Regions from separate parts of the Homo sapiens genome. Here region 2 is linked to region 1. The links are chromatin loops, found by intact Hi-C in ENCODE. Cell type or tissue: HepG2. All regions are shown on one strand. Region 1 overlaps CHPT1 (choline phosphotransferase 1). Region 2 has its middle 25 kb from the start of MYBPC1.

Evidence for each region. Peaks named below come from ENCODE experiments on the same cell type or tissue, not always from the same donor. Only the 100,000 strongest peaks of a DNase experiment are listed, where the experiment ranks them.
Region 2: a loop joins it to region 1, with 5 times the contacts of the local background. A loop is called at or near these places in 2 of 110 quality-filtered maps.

What each region holds. Positions count from the first base shown.
Region 1 is chr12:101,712,430-101,714,929 of GRCh38, forward strand. It overlaps CHPT1 (choline phosphotransferase 1), which reads left to right. Exons shown (of 9, transcript NM_020244.3): 2 at 1,661-1,808; 3 at 2,075-2,216. Among named protein-coding and RNA genes, the nearest start is that of CHPT1, 16 kb to the left of the region's middle. In HepG2, no CTCF peak of the experiment used is centred here; a DNase peak (open chromatin) is centred at 1,042; H3K4me3 peaks cover 1,159 bases.
Region 2 is chr12:101,569,047-101,571,546 of GRCh38, forward strand. No RefSeq gene overlaps it. Among named protein-coding and RNA genes, the nearest start is that of MYBPC1, 25 kb to the right of the region's middle. In HepG2, a CTCF peak has its summit at 1,154 (motif pointing right); a DNase peak (open chromatin) is centred at 1,195.

The DNA of each region.
Region 1 (2,500 bases):
TAGGTTTATAGATTTCATCAACTTTGGACATTTTTCATCATTTATTTCTTCTTATATTTTTCGTGCCCCATCCGCTCTTTTCTCTTTCTAAGACTCTAGTTACATATGTGCTAGACTGCTTTCTGTTGTCCCACCACTCGCCGATGCACAGTTCAATTATTTTTAGTCGTTTTTCTTTCGTCATTTTGGATAGTTTCCATTGGTACATGCTTATTGATCTTTTCTTCTGTGGTGTTTAATATGCTGTTAATCTCACCCAGTTTATTTTACAATTCAAATATTGTAATTTTCATTTCTGGAGATTTCACTTGAGTCTTTTCTTCCATTTCTGTTTATAATTTTCCTGTTTTCCTCTACTTTCTTGAACATGTGGAGCATATTTATAATAACTATTTTGATATCCTCATCTGCTAATTCTATTACTTCTGTTCATATTGATTCTGATTGTATTCTGATTATATGGATTTTACTTCTAGTTGTCAATTATATTCTCCTGCTTCTTTGCATGACTGGTAATTTTTTACTGAATGCCAAACCTTGTGAATTTTACCTTTGGGATACTAGATTTTTTTCCCCTAAGATGTACTTTATGATGGCTGTAGTTAAGTTGCCAGGAATTACTTGGATCCTTTTGAGGCTGGATTTTAAGTTTTGTTAGGGCTGTCCAGAGAAGCCTTCAGTCTAGGGTTAATTTATGCCTGCTGGTAAGGCAGTACACTTCTGAGAACTTTACCCAATGCCCCAAGTATTAATGAGGCTTTCTGCTTTGCCTGGTGGGAACATGAATGTCCCAGCCATGTATGAGCTTTGAGAATTGTCTGACCTTCAACATTGCAGTGCTTCTCTCCCTGGCCTTTGTTAGTTTCATCTCATTCAGGCACAGATGAGTTCTCAGCCGAAGACGGAAAGATACCCTTCCGTAAGACGTCCACAACTTATGCTCCTCTCTCTGTGCAGCTCTGTCCTCTCAGGCACTCTGCCTCACAAATCCTAATTGCCTTGACCTTCCTGAACTTTGTGTTTCTCTTAAACACAGCATGATTGCTGGACTCTGTTCTGGTCATGGGACCTGCACTGTGGCCTGGAAACTGACTCTGGGAAGTTAGCTGGAGCAGTCGCAGGGCTCATCTCATTTGTTTCCCTTCTGTGAGGGATCACAAGCCTGCACTGCCTGTAATGTTTGAAAACTGTTTTTTGTTTTTTGTTTTTTTAAAAATATATTTTATTGCCTTTCTAGTTATATAAGGTGGGAGAGCAAATCTAGTCCCTGATACTCCATTGTGAATGGAAGCAGAGGTTGGCAGTTGGCCCCTAAGGTCTTTTTTCACAGCAAAAATTTAACTGAGTAATTTCAAATCTGTGGCATAATGCATAGTATTATATTAAAAGAGCCATGGATGTAAGAATCAAGATCAGGATCCTAATCCTTACTCAGTTGTTTAACTTTGTGTTTCTTACATTGTGGACTTCTGTGACCCTCTACCTAGATGACTTAAAGCAGTTAATTTGATTTCTCAATTTAATTCGCATCTGTAGAATGAGGGTTAGAAATGTTCTTTATAACACACGGGGTGCTACAAAGTGTGAAGCCTTAGGTTGAGCTATTTTCAGAAAGCTTATTATCACTTAACAATCTTTATTTTATTTACATTTTTTATAGGCACCATACTGGACATACCTTTTATGTGCACTGGGACTTTTTATTTACCAGTCACTGGATGCTATTGATGGGAAACAAGCCAGAAGAACAAACTCTTGTTCCCCTTTAGGGGAGCTCTTTGACCATGGCTGTGACTCTCTTTCCACAGGTAAATTAGTGGAGTTTTTTATTTTTTTATGATACCTTAAAAATAAAATGAACTGAGCTGTTTGGTCAGTTTTTTGGATGGATATACATTTGGGAGCAAATGTATGGAGTTGTTTAAAAAGTATGTCAAGAATTCATTTTGATAAGTGTACTTTATTTTAATGCCATGATTATTTCCTTAGAGCTCTGTATTTCTAAACAGCATAGGGCAATTATTTCATAAATTATTTTTAATTCTTAATGATTCTTAAACTTTGTTTCTTTCAGTATTTATGGCAGTGGGAGCTTCAATTGCCGCTCGCTTAGGAACTTATCCTGACTGGTTTTTTTTCTGCTCTTTTATTGGGATGTTTGTGTTTTATTGCGCTCATTGGCAGACTTATGTTTCAGGCATGTTGAGATTTGGAAAGTAAGTATGCTTTTTAAGTTGTACATTAAAAAATATAATTGAATTCATTTGCACAATCTGTTATGTCATTCATCGATAATAAGGAGAACAAATCTTCAATCAGTAACTTAAATTAATTCGTCGGAGTACTCATAAATGCTACACCTTAAGTCTTTTAGGTACTCTGCATGTTATAAATAGTTACATTATTTGATAATAATTTTATTTTTCTTCTCCTCTTCTCCAACTTAATCATTAGCCCAAGTTTACAATAGAGAGGATTAAAAGAAAATTAAGGGACCTGA
Region 2 (2,500 bases), 140 kb before region 1:
CAAACTAAAGTTTTTAGAAGAGTATAGGCCATTTTTACTTTAGAAATACAGCAAATTTAAATAATAAAATGTTATATAGATAAAACTTCTAAAACTTTTCATTTTCTTTTTAAAATTACTTTTGTCAGTTTCTTTTTTATCCTGGTTACAAGTGGTACACGGTATAAAAAATAAAAACTGTTACCAAGTTAATAAGTAATCCTCCATATTATTATTAACTATAGTAATAACTTTATGGGTTCTATTATAATCCTGGACTCTATCATAATACTGTTATATTACAGGATGTTATTATAATGCTGTTTTGCAATTTGCTTGTTTCCCTCAATGTATCTCAAACACATTACTCCATGTCAATATGTATAATTCTTATCATTTTGATGGTTATATGCTCCTTTGTTTGGGAGAGGGAAGTTTTTTTTCTTTTTTTTAATTTAATTTAATTTTTTATTTTATTTATTTATTTATTTATTTATTTATTTTGAGAAAGGGGCTCACTTTGTTGCCCAGGCTGGAGTGCAGTGGTGCTATTGCAGCTCACTGCAGCCTCAAGCTTCCAGGCTCAAATGATCATCCTACCTCAACCTCCCAAGTAGCTGGGGCGACAGACACATGCCACCTCACCTGGCTAATTTTTTTTTTGTTGTTGTTGTTGTTGAAATGGGGTATCACCATGTTGCCCAGGCTGGTCTTAAATTCCTGAGCTCAAGCAGTCCTCCTGCTTTGGCCTCTCAAAGTGCTGGGATTACAGGCGTGAGCCACCATGCCCAGTGCATATGTTCCTTTGTATGTACCATTTTAATGTACAGCAAATATGTATAATATATTTAATCAAACTCTCATTACTGGACTTTGGGCTTTTTTTAGCAATTGCAAACAGTGCCACAGTGAACATCCTTTTACATAACTTTACCACTTTGTGCACAGAGATTTGTAAAGTAAATTTTTAGAAATGGAAAAATAAGTTTCCAAATCAGGCTGGCGAATGGGTTAAGCAGCCTTTCCAACTTATCATGACCACAGGATGATCATTTGCATATCCTATAAATATCCATATATCTTGCAGACTGCATTGTCTGAAGAGACTGAATTTTGTTGGAAAAATGCAAAGTATGTTTTATTTTCAGTTTCCTCACCAGTAGATGGCACCTAGTCTTCCTTTATGATGGACTAAAATCCCCTCTAACTTCATTGCATTCCCAACATGTCAGTGAGCCTGCACTAACACGGCAATGACCACATCACATACAAATGCTCCTCTCTCATTCCCCTTATCCCATGTTTGTATTGTTCTAGTTCCAGGATGCTGATACTTTAAGCCCGAGGCTCTAACTTGAGCAGGAAGAGTTTATTTTGGGATGAAGAATCTTCCCCCATAGGAGGGCCTCTCAACCAGTGTCTCTCTTTCTCTGTCTTTAGAAACCAGGAAATTCTAGAGGAGAAAATTGGTTTTCTGCATCTGCAGAATGACTTCTTTCTCTTAAAAATATCAGACTCATATTTTGGCTGAATTTACTCCGTTTATAGAGGGGACTGCAGAGTTGCAAGGACTTTAAGGTTTTGTGTTGAGAGTGGTTTTAGTCAATTATATTAAGAAAATTACTCTTGAATATGTGAAGTTGATGGGATGAATATATACATAATGTCCATTTCATTAAAACTATAAATATGTGCATTAAAATGGCCATGGAGGAAGGCAGGAACTGCAGACTCTAAGTGGGAAAAACGTGATAACACATCAGTTTGTTTTGTGTTGTTCTCTATGTGCAGGTGTTAGTTTTCTTTAAAAAAGAAAGGCTGAGTGTAAGAGTTTAATATTCTTTATTTTTTATTTTACTTGTGGATTAATTTTTGAGACAGGGTCTAGCTCTGTCACCCAGGCTGGATTGCAGTGGTTCAATCATAGCTCACTGCAGCCTCAACCTCCTGGGCTCAAGCAATCCCCCTGCCTCAGCTTCCCAAGAAGCTGGGACTGTAGGCACATGCCACCATGGCCAGCTAATTTTTTTTTTTTTTTAATGTAGAGATGTTACACGCTATGTTGCCCAGGCTGGTCTTGAATTCCCAGGCTCAAGTGATCCTCCCACCTTAGCCTCCCAAAGGGCTGGGATTACAGGCATGAGCCGTCACACCCAGCCTGCCCTTTCTATAAATATGGATATGTCCTGACAGAGTTCTTGTCTCAAAGAACATTTCAAGCATGTGAGGCTTTCTCGGAGTAGATAAGAAAGACGAGCTTTTGGGTATGTTTGGAAAGGAAAAAATAACAAATTTATTATACATTTGGCCAACTATGCCATGTGTGAAAATTCTTTGAGTCCTCTGGGGAAGATTTTGTACCACCACATATGGGATTTGCTTATCATCACCATAGCCTGCAAAAGTATAGTTCTTTTAAAAAAATCCAGATCTGGTCGGGTGCAGTGGCTCATGCCTGTAATCCCAGCACTTTGGGAGGCCAAGGAGGGGGGATTACTTGAGGTTAGGAGTTCGAGACCAG